Regions from separate parts of the Homo sapiens genome. Here region 1 is linked to region 2. A link is an interaction called in ENCODE POLR2A ChIA-PET data of the cell type or tissue named here. Cell type or tissue: PC-9. All regions are shown on one strand.

Region 1 (8,000 bases), 950 kb after region 2:
TGCGGCTGGCAGCCCTTCCTCTCCAGGGCGTGACTAGACATCCTGCCTCTCCTGTCTCAGCCACTGTTCAAGAGGTTCACGCACACCCGCTGGGCGGCCCCTGTGGAGACCCTGGAAAACATCATCGCCACTGTAGACACGAGGCTGCCTGAGTTCTCAGAGCTGCAGGGCTGTTTCCGGGAGGTGAGGAGGCTCTGGGCTGGTGGCTGGGTCTTGGGGAGTTGGGGGCAGCCCGGACACGCACACTAGCACGTCTGTGTACACTCACGCACATGTGCTCACACGCGCACATGTGAACACACGTGAATGCACGAGCATGTGAACACGTGCACATGTGAACACACGTGAAGGCACGAACATGTGAACGCACGAGCATGTGAACACACACATGTGAATGCACGAGCATGTGAACACATGCACACATATGAACACACGTGAAGGCACGAGCATGTAAACACACACATGTGAACACGTGAACGCATGCACATGTGAACACACACGCATGTGAACGCATGAGCATGTGAACGCACACATGTGGACGCACGAGCACGTGTGCAGTCTTTTGCTCTGGCATCTGCCTCTCTCTGGAGGCCTGGCTACAAGGCTTCAAGGGAGGTGGCGAGCTCCCCATCAGCAGACAGCTCACACGCCCCTGGCTGCTTGCCCTCCCAGGAGCTCATGGAGGCCTTGCACCTGCACCTGGTGAAGGAGTACATCATCCAACTCAGCAAGGGGCGCCTGGTCCTCAAGACGGCCGAGCAGCAGCAGCAGCTGGCTGGGTACATCCTGGCCAATGCTGACACCATCCAGCACTTCTGCACCCAGCACGTAAGCCGCTGCCCACCTCTCCCAAGCCCCTCTGAAATGGCTGCCTCTTCTCCCCTAGCCCTTTCAGGGTCGGAGATAGGCCGCTGGTGCCTCTCTAAGCCCAACGAGTCGCTGACCCGAGCCTCTGGACCCCTGGGTCCCTCCAACCACACCCACTCCTGCAGGGCTCCCCGGCGACCTGGCTGCAGCCTGCTCTCCCTACGCTGGCCGAGATCATTCGCCTGCAGGACCCCAGTGCCATCAAGATTGAGGTGGCCACTTATGCCACCTGCTACCCTGACTTCAGGTGAGAACCTGGGGCACCTCAGGACCACTGTCACATCACTGTGGCCAAGGCCTCACAGGGCTGGCATTGGGAACCCAGATCCTGGCAGCTGCCCACGTGCCAGTCACTGTGTGAACCTCACCAGGGGCTCATTCTTGTGGCCTTCACCACAGCACTACGAGGACAATACTTCCCATTCCCGTTTCACAGAGGAGGCCTGGAGAGCTCACAGGATGTGTCCAAGGTGACACGGCTAGTTAGTGTCTGGCTGCATGGCCCACACTCTTAGCTTTACCTGACACTGCCTCTCACAGGGGAGACTGAGACCAGAGAGGCCAGCTTCACCCAGCCTGGGGGGCCTCTGCGGCCTAGGCCTATGCTCTGGGACCAGGGCTCATATTCGGGAGTGGAGGCTTAGCCCTTGGCTGCCTGAAGTTCTGGTGGGCCAGGGACATTGTTTCTTCCTGGGCTGGGTCCTCTGACATGTTAGGGTAAGTTTGAATGGGTCTTGACAGGGTTGACCCCAGCTTCGCCAAGTCCAGTCCCTGTCTGATCCATTCCACCCATTCATTCATTCACCCACCATACAAGCACCCATCTGCTCATCCACCCATTCCTTCACCCATCTGGCTATCCGTCTATCTTCTCACCCACTCATCACCTGTCTACCCATCCACCCACCCACCCACCCACCCGTCTATCCATCCATCTATTCATCCACCTACCCATGTAAGCACCCATCCACCCATCTACTCATCCATCCACCCCTCCACCCATTTAGCTATCCATCCACTCAACCACTCACCCACCCACCCATCCACCCATGCATCTACTCACTCATCCATGCTCCCATCCCTCCACCCATCTAGCTCTCATCCATCTGCTCACCCACCCACCATCCATCTACCTATGCCACCAACAATTATGGAGAAGTCTGCTAGGTGTCAGCCTCTGTTCTAGTTACCAGGATGCAATGAAGTACAAGGGAAGCCAGGTCTCAGTCCTCCCTTAAGTAGCTCATTCTGTTGAGGGCCAGCAATACTAATGACATAATCAGGCAAAGAAACAGACAATTACAAGTTGTAAATAGGGTTTAACCAAGGTTGTGAATGATAGGAGGTGCCGACTTTAGAGACAAGAAAGCCTTTTGGGGGTGGACATCTTAGCGGAGACCTAAGGGGTGGGAAGAGGCGGTCATCTCAGGGCCTGGGAAGAACATTGCAGGGGAACAGCCGGTGCGGAGGCCTGAAGCAGGCTGGGGCATGGCTGCTCTTGGGACCATCAGGTGGAGGGCATGGGTGAGGGAGAGTGAAGTGCAGCCCCCTCGTGGGCCGGGCGTTGGCTGTCGGGCCCTGTGGCACTGGCCGGGAGTGCAGGGAGCTGGTGAGTAGGGGTGTGGGTGACAGGCTGGGCTGACAGGATGCTCTCTTTGCCAGCAAAGGCCACCTGAGCGCTATCCTGGCCATCAAGGGGAACCTATCCAACAGTGAGGTCAAGCGCATCCGGAGCATCTTGGACGTCAGCATGGGGGCGCAGGAGCCCTCCCGGCCCCTATTTTCCCTTATAAAGGTTGGTTAGCTTTTCCTGTGGCCTGACCTGCCTGTGAGTGCCCAGCAAGCCTTGGGCACACCCCGCTGGGAGCTGTTAAGAGCAGCGCTGGTTCTCGGTTCCTCCCGGGTCTCCTGTGCTCTGATGCTACTTCTGCCTAGCCCTGGCGGAGGTGCAGGCCCTGTCAGCTGGAACTGGACAGACCTTGGTTTGTTTACATGTCCGATGGGGGCAGGAGCTCCCATCCTGGGCAGCCAACCAGGCAACACCAAGGACTCTTTGTAAACGATAGCTGATCGTGTGCACGCAAGGAAAGAACCAGGAGGGAGAGTGCAGCCAGGCTCAGGGATCCCCGGACACCTCTGTCCAGAGCCCCTCCACAGTCGGCCTCATGACTGTCCTCCTCGTGGGTGGGGCCGAGGGCCCTCTTCAGCTCTCTGGAGACAGGGGCCGAGCCTCACCCATCTGCCCTCTGCAGCCCAGGGCCGCCGTGAGCGGGATTCAGCAATGGTGGAATGGAAGACAGAACTGGAAGAGAAAGAAGGAAAAGATGAGCTCTCGTCTGGCAGGGGCTTTTAGGGTCCTGTGGCGAGCTGTGAGCACCGCCAGCATTAGACGTCACATCCAGGTGGCCCCACGGCCCCTACAGGCTGGCCCTGCAATGGGGCCCTGAGCCCTCCCTCTTCATCCCCCAAGGCCTCAACTAGAGGGTGGTCCCCCGAGGGCTTGGTGTCTACTACCGAAGGGCCCAAGACCTCCTGGGTCCTCTCAGGCTCCCCCTTCCCCAAGGCAGGGACAGGCCCTGGGGGTGCCACCGTGGGCCCTGCCACCCAGAAGTCTGGCTGAGGTCTGGGCAGGGGCAGGGCAAGCTTGACCTCTCACTGTTGACCCTTTGGCCTCTGTATTTGTTTCCTATTGCCGTGACAGGTTTCCACAAACTTCGTGGATCAAAACGAGGTCTTCCAGTTCTGCGGGTCAGAAGGCTGACCCGGGGCTCAAATCTGGGTGTCGGCAGTCCTGCACTCCTTCTGGAGGCTCTAGGGGAGAATTCATTTCTGGCCTTTTCATTTTTAGAGGCTGACCGTAATTCTTGACTTCAGGCTCCTCCATCTTCAGAGCCAGCTGTGGGTAGTTGAATCTTTTTCCCGTCACCTCATTGAGGCCTCCCCTCTCCTGCCTCCCTCCACCACTTTTTTTTTTTTTTTTTTGAGACAGGGTCTTGCTGTGTTGCCCAGGCTGGAGTGCAGTGGCCTGGTCATGGCATCAAGGCTCACTGCAGCCTGGACCTCCTGGTTCAAGTGATCCTCTTGTCTCAGTCCCCTGAGACAATCCCCCACGCCCAGCTACATATTTTTTGTGGATACAGGGTCTCATTCTGTTGCCTAGGCTTGTCTGGAACTCCTGGGCTCAAGGGATCTTGTAGCCTTAGCCTCCTAAAGTGCTGGGATTATAGGCATGAGTCACTGTACCCGGCCTGCTCTACCGCTTTTAAGGACGCTTATGATCACATTGCGCCTACCCAGAGAACCCAGGTCGTCTTTCTATTTTCAGGTCAGCTGATTAGCCACCTTAGTTCCATCTGCAACTTTAGTTCCCACTGGCTGTGTAACCTAACATAGTCACAGGCTCTGGGGACTGTCACGTGGACATCTTTGGGAGGCCGTTATTCTGCCCACCGCACCCTCCGTTCATCCCCTGCCCTGCCGGGCACCTCGCTCTACCCCAGGAAAATGTGAGCTCGTTTTCCTGCTCGGCATGTGCTCCCCCTAAGGCTCTGCTCCTCCCTGGGCCTGAAAGTTCCTTCTCAGCCTGAGAGGGGGCCCTTCGGACTCAGGCATGACTCAGCCCGGCTGATGCCTCTGCAGTGCTGAGTCAGGATTTGGGGCCGGCTCTCTTGGGTCCGTCCCCTTTTCCCAGGTACTGCCTTACAAAGCTGTGGCCAGGAAGTGGCCGGTATAAAGGATGCCCAAGGTCTTTGTACGTGTGTAGGAGTTAGCGTGTTTGATATTGTTAATATAATAATAATTATTTTTTAGAGTACTGCTTTTGTATGTATGTTGAACAGGATCCAGGTTTTTATAGCTTGATATAAAACAGAATTCAAAAGTGGCTGTGGAGTGATTTATTTTGGGAGCTGCACAATGATGGGGGGCCCAGCCAGGCAGCCTTAGCAGCTTTCTGAGCCTCTAGGGGTCCGGGCAAACCTACCTAGGTTCTGTGTCAATCCCCAGCCTGTCCCAGCCCCCAGAGCACCTCATGTGGTCCAGGCAGGAGATGGCCCACCATCCCCTCACTGTGAGCAGGAGCTTTGGAAGTGTCTGCCTGTAGGGCATGGACAGTCACTTCACCCTTCCGTGCCTCAGTTTCCTCATCTGTAAAAAGGGGACTGTGACCCTTTGGGGCTTCCTCCACCGTCCTTTACTGAGGAAGAGGGTGGGGTGGACACGGGGCAGCCATTTCAACCGCATGCACGGGACACAGAGTGGGAACTGACTCTTACCATGCTGGCATTGACCTGAAAGCTACAGCTGTGGACACAGGAGGTCTGGTTTGTATTCAGAGACGGGCTCAGCTGCCACGGAAGGGTGGGCCTCTCCGCAGCCAATCTGGCCTGGAATTTGGGAAGGAGCAGAGTCCCTGGAAGGGAAGAAGGGTACCTTGATGAACGTTGCACAGAGGCCGGGGAGGGCCCCAAGGGGAGCCGTGTGCACCTGAAGAGGGGTGTGGGCTTCAGCAGGGCCTGGGACAGCCCGGAGCTGGGGGTGGGGGAGGGCAGGCCCTTTCTCCTGAGTTCCATTCTTGGGGCCAAAGCGGATGGCATGAGGCCACCGTGCAGTGAGAGAAAGGAGGGAGACGAGGGCCAGGGGCAGTGCGGCTTGGCACGGAGACCCTCTGCCCGGCTCCTGGACCCGCCGGTCCATGTGGCTGCGAGGTCCTGGCCTGGTTGAGCCACGTGGGGAGCGTGGGCCTTGGGCGGGCGAGTTCCCGTTCCTCTCCTCGGAGCACAGGGTCAGGGGGAAGTGGGGGCAGCGCGACTCTCCCCTGCATGGCCCCCTGACCCTGGGCAAACGTGGGGAGAGATGGCGCCTGAGCCCCGATGGAAGCTGTCAGTGGGCCCTGGCACACATTCTCCCACGGGGGCGGACTTAGGTCCCAAAGTGACCCCCAGCCTCGCGGCGGCCAGGGCGGGCCGAGTCGTCGGAGCGCGGCGGGACCTGGGGCCAGGTGGACCCCCCTCCCCGGGCTGCGTCCACCCCTGGCAGAGGGGCGGGCTCCGGGCGCGAGGCCCCAGGCGAGGAGGAAGAGGGTGCGGGCGGCGCCTTGGAGGTTCCTGCTGTTCCTGCTTTTCGGGGCGGGGGCCTTCCGGGTCACTGTCCCGCCAGCTGTTGGATCTGCACCAGTAACTTCTCCAGGAAAATCCCCCGGAGAGGAGGATCTGCCCGGCGGAGGGGAGCGAGTCCCCCAGCGCGGGGACAGGGCGGGCGGAGCGGGGCCTGGGCCAGGCCTGGTGCCTTTGTGCAAGGACGGGCCCCGGGCTGCCCAGGCTCCTGTGAGCAGGGGTGGAGCGGGGAGGCCGCAGCCCCCGCGGAACACCGGGCGCCCCCGGCCTCCAGCAGTGGGAAGCAGCCCGGGGGCTGACGCTCCCTGCAGGAGCCAGGAGCAAGCAAACAAGCAGCTTGAGTGCAGGCGCGGGGACGGGCCGGGGGTGCCTGCGGGTGAAAGGGCGGCTCAAAGGGACAGTCGCTGGAGGCCCGGTCTTGAGGAGGTGCCTGGAGCAGACCCGGGCTGGGCGCTGCGGGGGAGGGAGGAGGTTGCGGAGGCCGGCGGGCGGGAACGGGGAGGAATTCCAGGTTTCAGGCAAAGAAAGACGGCAGGACTGGGGAAAAGGGATCCTGGACAGGAGACTCCGCAGGAGGAAGGAGGGGGCCGGTAAGTGGGCTCCTTCCAGCTGGGGAGCGGGGCTGGAAGGGGCTGGAGACGCGAGTTTCAACTCATGGGATTTATGGCTTGGAAAGACCCCTCTGCCCTTCGGGGGCGCTGGGGTCCCCAGGGGAGAGATGAGGGCGGCAGCGAGGGCCCCCTCGTGCAGTGAGATGGAGCGAGCTCTCGGTGGGCTGAGGGAAAGAGCAGCCCAGGGGCTTCTAAGAGACCGGGAGGGAACCAGGCTGCTTCCAGGGACAGGGAGGGCCTGGGAGGGGAGAAAGGGCTGAGGAAGCGCTTGGTCAAGTTCAGGGGGAGAGGTCCCTCCGCACTCGCAGTTGTGCCCTGTGTCACCACGATGTTGTTCCCAAAGTATTCTTCTGGTGTTTTTTTTATTTTTATTTTTTCCTTCTTTTCACAGGTGTTGACCCAAAGTATTTTCTCTCATGCCTGGCCACTCTGCCCTGGACCCTCAACCCAGCCGAATATGACACATCTCCAGAAACCCAGCAGGCGCAAGCCGCAGGGTTGGCCTTAAAATCCTGCTTAAACAGGAGACCCTGGAGGCCTGCTTCAGTGCCACCAGCCTAACCGCCAGGGCTCATCAAAGACGCTGCCCAGATGCATTGAACGTAAGCAAGATCAGCAAAGGTTTATCTCAACTTCAGACTCACTCCCAGAAACTCACTCTTGGGAGCTCTCTGTGGAATTGGGCCCCCCTTCTTCTGGTATTATGTTTTCAAAACTGACAGGGATATGAAAGAAAAACTTATCCAGGAAAGAAAATTGGGTTGAACATTTAACATCTCATTTAAGTCTTGCAATAATGGCTATATGTATTTTTGCTAAATAAATCTTCTATTAATCTTTTTTTTTTTTAAAGTTTGAGATGTCTGCAGAATGGGCATGTGGTTCATTAGAGTGACCAATACCCCGGTGAGTGACAACACTTTGTGTGCGAGGCTGCCGGCCGCCAGGCCCTCTCTCTCGCTCACTGCTTTGGGGGCATCATTTTGCACAGCCCCTGTGGAGGGTGATTTGGGCTTCCGGGTCAGGCTGACAAATGCAGGAACCTGTGAGGCAGCCATTCTCCTTCCAGGAATGTACCTTATCCATGCTCTACCAGCTATGCAAAGCAACTTGAGTGCCAGACTAGTCACTTCAGTTACAGTAGCAACATACTGGAAACTCCCTAAATGCCCATCGGCAGACACCAGGGAAATCACTGCAGTGCACCCAAACAATGGAGTACTATGTGGCGGTGAAAAAGAATGAGGAAGTTCTCTCTGTTCTCATGTTGACATTCAGGACACATAACGTTAAGTGGAAAAAAGCACAGTGCAGAGCAGAGTTTGTGGTGTGTGTGTGTGTGTCTGAGAGAGAGAGAGAGAGAGAGAGAGAGAGGTGAACAGGGTTGGATGGGGACAGAAGTTAGGAA
Region 2 (8,000 bases):
AGATCTGGTGTTAGTATGTGTGCAAATTGAATTTATCTTGATGTTTATTCATAGCTTTTCTTTAATGAAGAAATCAGTATTTCATTAGCCTAAGGAAGCCTCACAACAGCCATTTGTGGTGACTTGCCTTGCGATAGGAGATCTAACCTTCCGTGGAGTACAGCATCAGAGAATGAAGAGCTGGTAAAGATGTTGCAGTGTAGCTGTTTTTTAAGTTCATCTTTAAGAAGCTACTCTGAAGGAAGAGAAGTAGATTGTAATAGCTAGCAGTTTCTAAATGACAGGCTGCCTTAGGAAAAAGTGACATGTGAGAACAACAGAAGCTTGTTATTTCAGCAGATGCTTGACTGAGGGTGCTAGGCCAGGGAAGATGCTGCCACAGAATGTCCGCCCTCTGCTTGTTCCTGCTTTCCCCTGGTGGCCACCCTCTCCCCACCCGATGCAGAGCTCCAAAGGAGGGGCTTTTGCTGGCCCCTGGGAGAAGCCATCTGATGAGCAGCAAGCAATTCCAGAGATTGTCACTGTGAAATTTTTACTTAACGCATGTTACGCACTTTGTGACTGTGTGTCTCTTCTCATTTTGGGATGACATGAAGGTGATGTTCCACACGTCTTACATCTTGCTATTTGCTGACGTTTGACTTATTGTCTTGCCTGCCTCCCCTCTGTCTAATTCTCTGTGCCGCCTCTCAAAGCCTTGCTGCGGCTAAACGCAGCCCCTTGAACGTGGTTGGCCGGGGCTCATTCCAGGTCAGAGCCCATCAGAAGCGCGCTAGAGACAATGCACCAACGGTTGGTCTTTAGTGAAGGGGATGGGTTTGGAATGCCAAGCAAGTGTGGGCTGTACTAGTATGTTTGAGAATGAAGGAGGAATGGAAACTAAGAAAGAGAAGCTACTGTTTTGTTTTGGAAGATTATACTGGAAGGAAAACCTGCTGAAAGTGGGCTTCCACTGCTGCTGTCCTTCTGCAGGAAATTTAGGGCAGAAAGAAACATCTCTGTTTTTCCTTATGTCTGTTTCTTTGAAGGTATTAATGAATGATGAGAATTTTCAAAGCCCATATGATAAGTAGCAAGTCCTTATGTATTCAGAAGGAAACTAATGTTTCCCGAGTGCCTTTTAAGTGCCAGGGATTCTGCTGGGACTTATATTATTCCATTTTAATAAAATAATTCTGTGAGGCAAATGATTGAAAAGAAGAGGTAGATCTGGAATCTGGGCCACACTGAGAAAGGCTGGAATATTTGAGTCCCACTTCAAGAAGCCTAGGAACATGGAGTTACATGGTGATAGAATCGTAGAACTAGGTGCCACCTCACATGTCTGTTGCATCACCCCAGCAGTAGACGGCGGTGCAGCAGAAGGCACACGGGCTGGAATTTCGATGGCCAGACTCTACCACTGGGTTCCTCTGGGCGGCTGATTCTATTTTCTTGTTTACAAAATGGGAGTGGCAGTTGTACTTACTGCGCAGGTTTGTAGCGAGGTTTCAAAAAACTGATCCATGGAGGTGCTTTGTAAACTGTAAAGTGATGTACTAATATTTACTGATGGAGACTGTTTGCTTTCATGGATGGACACCCAAGAAGGCATTTATTCTTAGCATTTTGGTCAGCAAAAGAATTATCGAGATTGCGCCACTGCAGTCCAGCTGGGCGACAGAGCGAGACTCCATCTCAAAAAAAAAAAAAAAAGCATTATATATTTGCTTTTATATACATTTGGCTGTAGGTCTCTTGGTTTCTATCACTTCACTGTTCTTTTCCTCCATTTTCAGAATTGTTTCCTTTCTGTGACAGATATTCAGTGATAACCTTCTGTGTGCCAGGCCCTCTATTAGATGTTGGAGACAGGGAGGTAAATAACACAGATAAGTTCTTGTCCTTTTTGAAATGAAACACTGAAACTGTACAATTGATTACTGTTTGTTTTTCCTATGGGCATAAGTGACCCAAGCCTAACTGACTTCTTATGTTTCTGACATACATATATTTTAAACAAGTGTTAGGCTCTTTACATACTGTTAATGCCAACTGTTCAGATACGTTGGCTGTAACTACTGAATTGAAGATACTGTGAGAAACATGGATTGTGTGGGTCTTTCCATAAGGTAAACCTGGTTTTGTGGCCCCTTCAAGGGCAGCGGTGGGACTGTGGAATTGGCATCTGTGTGGTGCTGTGCAGCTGATTGTTACTTGAGCGTTAAACTGTTCGCCTACACATGAAGTGTGGGCAGTTGAAGGTGTTTGAAAATCACTGTGTGGTATTTTTGTCATTAGACCCACCCAGTTATTTCCCATTATGTTGAAGAAAATTTTGGTTACATAGTTGAGCTTTGTTCAAAAGGTGAATATCAGCTCTGATTGGCCAAGGTCTCTTTTCATCTTCAGTGCCTCCCCCCACAACACCCCCCTCCGGTTTCACCAGGGTGACAAGCAGATGTGGTCCAGCCCCAGGCCCTGGACTGTGGACTAATCAATCCCTAACAGGCACTAGCAGCCCCAAGCCTGACTAGGTTAAAAGTTCCACCAAGGGCCGGGCGCAGTGGCTCACATCTGTAATCCCAGCACTTTGGGAGGCCGAGGCAGGCGGATCACGAGGTCAGGAGATGGAGACCACCCTGGCTAACATGGTGAAATCCCGTCTCTATTAAAAATAAAAAAAATTAGCCGGGGTGGTGGGGGGCGCCTGTAGTCCCAGCTACTCGGGAGGCTGAGGCAGGAGAATGGCGTGAACCCAGGAGGTGGATCTTGCAGTGAGCCGAGATCGTGCCACTGCACTCCAGCCTGGGGGACAGAACGAGACTCTGTCTCAGGAAAAAAAAAAAAGTTCCACCAAGAAAACCTGCGGAACAGTCTTTGCAGTGTGGTTTATTTTGGATCTCAGGTTTTAAGATAGGCCCCTAGTCGTTCCACTTCTTTTCTAGTAGGTGATCCTTTGTGGCCCTTGGAAGTAATTTCTTGGCCACTTTTGGTCCCTGTTTTGGTTGTCTGAGATGTGGTCAAGAGGAATGATAATAGCACTACAGTCGTTCTCTTCTGATTTTCAAAATGGCTTATGGCAACCTTTGATGTTACTCAGACTGCTCCAGCTAGTTTTGATTAATTCATTCAGGCTGTCAGTGACTCAGCAGCCTCCTGGCTTCTTTCTTGTTTTTAAAAGGAGCTGGACTTTCACAATATATGGAACATAGTTAACATATTGCAGCTAATAAGTGTGGCACATAATGATAGGCATCGGTGAAGGGGTCTGGAAGAATGTCACACATAGGCTGGGGGGGGGCTCAGGAGGACATGACATCTCTGCTTTTGTGAATATGAGGATAGGGGACTTTTTTTGGGTGAAAGAAGGAATGGCAGGAAAGGCAAGGTGTCAGAAGCACAGGCAGCAGCCAAGGGTCTTTGGGGTAATGTATGTGGAGGGGCGGGGGTGATAAGGCCACATTGGGCAGCCTGTGAGTGCTAAGCTGTAGGCCCTGCAGAGCCGTGGCAGTGGTGGAGTGGGAGAGTGACCTAAGGCTTCCCGAAGATGTGTCTGGCAGAGTGTAGGGCGAATTGCATGTGATTGGAAATGGGTGGAAGGAGACTGGCACAGAGCTAGAGAGGCTGAGCTAAGCTGGGGAAACCCAGGCTGGATGAGGGCCCTGAAGCTGTCCTTTGGGCAGGGGTGCCAGGCAGGGGACCCAACAGAGCGCCAAGTATAAAGCTGGTTGGGGTGGGGCTTAAGGATGGGAGGAGTGGACTTAGGAGGTAGAGAGTGCTTTGGGTGTAGGCCAGGTAAGTTTCTGGTCTGCCTGCATTAGGCACTTGGTAGCTGTTAGCTATGCCAGTAAAAGGATCTTTTACTTTTCTGGCAAGACTCTGCAAGACCGGTTCTCTCTTAGGTGATTCTCAGGTGGGGATGGGGAGGGAAGATGTGAAATTTAGGGAAAATAAAACTACCTTTATTACCTACACTATTTCCACCTGATTCATTTAAAATTATGTCTAAGATTATAATTTGACACACATTTTTCAAAAGAGCTCTGAGATATTTTTCATACCACATCAGATGCTTCTGGGCACTGAGGAGTTTTATCAAGTAAAACTTTACCAGGCCTATGTGATGTGACATGGCTGTTGCCTGTGATGCCACAGGCTTCCCAAAGCCCCCTACTGAGGCCCACTAAGTTGGTGGGAACCAGGCTGCAAGCTTTTTGCCTTTGGTGGAATAGCCCCTCTCGGGTTCAAGTCCTTCCTCCACATTTCTGTCCACTCAGCAGCATTCCTGAGGGAAGAGTGGGCAGGCAGGGCTATGGTGAAGGCATGAACTGGAACTGGAGGGCTTCTTTTGCAGACCCTTTGTGGTACTGGAAAGAAATTCCTCAAGGACCTATAGGCTCATTAGTGCCATGCTAAACTGACCCAGCTGACTCTGAATTTCAGTAGTATTGTTCCAGAAAAAAATTCCAGCCAGGCATGGTGACTTACATCTGTAATCCCAGCACTTTGGGAGGCTGAGATGTGAGGGTTCTTGGAGCCTAGGAGTTTGATACCAGCCTGGGCAACATGGCAAGACACTGTCTCTACAGAAAATTAAAAAAAAAAAATTAGTTGGGCATGGTGGCACGCATCTGTGTCCCAGCTACTTGAGAGGCTGAGGCAGGAGAATCAGTTGAGCCCAGGAAGTTGAGGCTGTAGTGAGCTGTATTTGCATCACTGTACTCCAGTCTGGGCAGCAGAGCGAGACCCTGTTTCAAAAAAAAAAAAAAAAAAAAAAATTCCAGAGATCTTAAGGATGAAAAGTCTAAGGAAGGCCAGGTATGATGGCTCATGCCTGTAATCCCACCACTTTGGGAGGCCAAGGCAGGCAGATCACTTGATGTCAGTTCGAGACCAGCCTGGTCAACATGGTTGAAACCCCGTCTCTACAAAAAATACAAAAATTAGCTGGGCGTGGTGGCACGTACCTGTAATCCCAGCTACTCGGGGGGCTGAGGCAGGAGAATCACTTGAACCCGGGAGGCAGAGGTCGCAGTGAGCCCAGATCGCACCACTGCACTCCAGCCTGGGTAATAGAGCGAGACCCTGTCTCAATAATAATAATAGTAATGAAGAAAAAGAAAAAGTCCAAGGAAAAGAGAAGTATTACATTTAAAAATGTTTACTTACTGATCGAGGCTTTGGTAACTAGTTGTTTCTTTAGTAGGAATTTTAAAACTATCACTTAAAATTTTTCTATTAAGTTGAGAACTTAATAAGTATGATGAGACTGTCAAATTATTTGTAATCAGTAACTCCTTATGCAAACTCATGAGCATAATGATAAAATTTAAACTTTCCATAGAAAAAATTAAGAAACAGTTGTGGTTTAATGTATTCTACAAATACTTAGCCTCTGTGCCAGGCTGGATACCTCTGCTGGGGCTGAAGACCAAATACCCGATTCTTAAAATGGATAAGAATGTTTAATAAATTGGTTCTTCTATAAATTCATGTTTATCTGTCAGAATCTGAGTGGAAAAAAACTTACGGTGAAGAACTTAGGTAATTGATAATAATTGGGATGCAAACCATTTTTTGAAATCTCAGTGTGTAGAATCTATCAGAAAGCTGAAAAAAACTAATTTTGTGGAACTATACAGTGGTAACTGTTTAATAAAGTTCTCCTTAAAAGAGTTTTTATTATAATTTTATTTTAATTGATTATAACAGACATAAAACAATTCTGAAATCATATAAGTGATTAAATATTAAATGTTGTGGAATGAATTAAGTACTTGAGAATTCAGATACAGGAGCAGCACAAAGAATGGTTGGGAAAATCCTTGCTGTGGGCGGTGGGACGTGAACTGACGGGCACGATTCCTGGGGAGGTGGGCAAAGGAGACTGTCCCTACCAAGAGGGTGACGTAAGCCAAGAAAGAGGGGCTGTCTGCTCTGGCCATTGCTTATGAGTTGTGTGGAGGGCCAGTGAAGGGTGGAGAGGCAAGATGGTGTAGAGCTGATAAGAGCACAGCCTCATGACCCTGAACTTCCTTCCAGGTCCCTCATCAATGTAATGTGGATACATTAGTACCAGCTTTGAGGGGTGACTAGGATTGGATTGGATGATGATTGTAAAGTTCCTGGTGCAGGCCTGGCACATAGGAAGTGTTGATTAGGCCAGGCGCAGTGGCTCACGCCTGTAATCCCAGCACTTTGGGAGGCCAAGGCAGGTGGATCACCTGAGGTCAGGAGTTTGAGACCAGCCTGGCCAACATGGTGAAACCCTGTCTCTACTAAAAATACCAAAAACAAACAAACAAACAAAAACAAAAAACAAAAAATTAGCCAGGTGTGGTGGCAGGCGCCTTTAATCCCAGCTACTCAGGAGGCCACGGCAAGAGAAACACTTGAACCCGGGAGGCAGAGGTTACAGTGAGCCAAGATCACACCATTGCACTCCAGCCTGGGCAACAAGAGGGAAATTCTGTCTCAAAAAAAAAAGTGTTGACTAGACAGAAGGTGATATTGCTGTTGGGGAGGATGGGGCTGAACCCTGGAGGGCAGGGGTGCTAGGTACTTTTTCCTACATTGACTTGATAGAAATTAGGAGGCCACAGGCCAGGTGTGGTGGCTCACGCCTGTAATCCCAGCACTTTGGGAGGCTGAGGCGGGCAGATCACTTGAGGTCAGGAGTTCGAGACCAGCATGGCCAACATGGTAAAACCCTGTCTCTACTGAAAATACAAAAATTAGCCGGGCATGTTGGTGCATGCCTGTAATCCCAGCTGCTGAGGAGGCTGAGGCACAAGAATTGCTTGAACCTGGAAAGTGGAGGTTACAGTGAGCTGAAGTCATGCCAGTGCACTGTAGCCTTGGCAACAGAGCGAGACTCTATCTCAAAAAAAAAAAAAAAGAAAAAAATTAGGAGACATTTTGATTAGAGATAAGATGTGGCTGGAATTAATGAATAATGGTAGCTACCCAAATACTTCTGTGTGCTCTGTGCTTTCTGTTATCTGCAGCCTTCACCATTGCCTTGCAGGGGAGGGGTGGGCCTTTGATCTCCTATTAGTGAGAGGAAACTTGCACTTTGCCCAAGGCCACTTGGCTACCAAGAGGGAAGGCAGGATTTGAACTTAGGCTTGCCTGGTCTGGGCTCTTTCTCTCGCTACCAGACTGCCCCTGCCTGGGAAGCCATCTGCCAGGGGCTGATGACCCCATGGGGAAGAGGAATAGCTGGCTTGGGTGGTTACTCCTGCTCCTAAAAAGGTATGTGAGCTCAGAGTGCATGTTGGCAGACACCCCATCCCCCGCCCCCCAGAAGAGGAGGAAATAGGATGGTCACTTATCAGTGGAAATTGAGTTAGAACTCAGTGATTAATGGAAAGAGGACAGGCGAGTGGGAGACGGTTGTGCTTGGACATGAAGGCAGGCACTGGGTGACCTGGCCTTTCTCTATCTGGGGTGGGGCTCCAAAAAGCTCTGGCCCAAGAGTGGAGTCCATAGATTTTTCAGAAATACAATTTTTTTTATGGGCACATAACCTAGCAGTCACTTCTGACTTCTTGGTAATTCTTACTTGGTAAAGGTGACATGTTGCCTGGCTGGACTTCTGCTGTTCCCGTTTGGTCAGTGCCACTGGAAAGGGATTGGGGAGGGAGGAGTGACCTTAGGTGAGAGAGATTCTAAGTGTTCCTTGGGGTCAGCCAGGTCTACTTTTGTGTCTTCTAGACAGTGCCACTCACACTAGTGTTGACAGATCAACTTTAAAAAAATTTTAGTCTATGTGGATTGATACTTTTGTAAAATAAAAAGAATTAATAGGAAAAGAAACTGAAAAAGACATACAGAATATAAACTCTAACTTTTTATCATTACATTCAACAGATATAAAATTTGTCCGTTGCCATAAAAGTTTCTAAACTCTTATTCTCAATGTCTGTACTACAGGCAGTGCATTTGACTGCAGACTAATAAACTAGTCCTGGACTGGTACACTTCAAGAGCAGTGACCTAAGAAGAAAGTTTGTTAA

The links. Peaks named below come from ENCODE experiments on the same cell type or tissue, not always from the same donor. Only the 100,000 strongest peaks of a DNase experiment are listed, where the experiment ranks them.
Region 1: POLR2A ChIA-PET joins it to region 2 with 14 read pairs; 1 of 35 experiments calls an interaction of 5 or more read pairs at or near these places.

What each region holds. Positions count from the first base shown.
Region 1 is chr14:103,132,690-103,140,689 of GRCh38, forward strand. TNFAIP2 (TNF alpha induced protein 2) reads left to right here. Exons shown (of 12, transcript NM_006291.4): 9 at 61-183; 10 at 673-828; 11 at 993-1,114; 12 at 2,530-4,750. The coding sequence ends at 2,671. It also overlaps the pseudogene NDUFB4P11. Among named protein-coding and RNA genes, the nearest start is that of TNFAIP2, 13 kb to the left of the region's middle. RefSeq lists enhancers at 1-150, 151-719, 2,623-3,124, 7,628-7,677, 7,708-7,757. In PC-9, CTCF peaks have their summits at 4,395, 7,451 and 7,683; DNase peaks (open chromatin) are centred at 4,132, 4,492 and 7,822; H3K27ac peaks cover 6,081 bases.
Region 2 is chr14:102,184,136-102,192,135 of GRCh38, forward strand. All of the region lies in intron 1 of WDR20 (WD repeat domain 20), which reads left to right. Among named protein-coding and RNA genes, the nearest start is that of WDR20, 48 kb to the left of the region's middle. RefSeq lists enhancers at 207-708, 709-1,208. In PC-9, a CTCF peak has its summit at 2,542; DNase peaks (open chromatin) are centred at 1,476, 3,116 and 3,816; H3K4me3 peaks cover 1,799 bases; H3K27ac peaks cover 6,114 bases.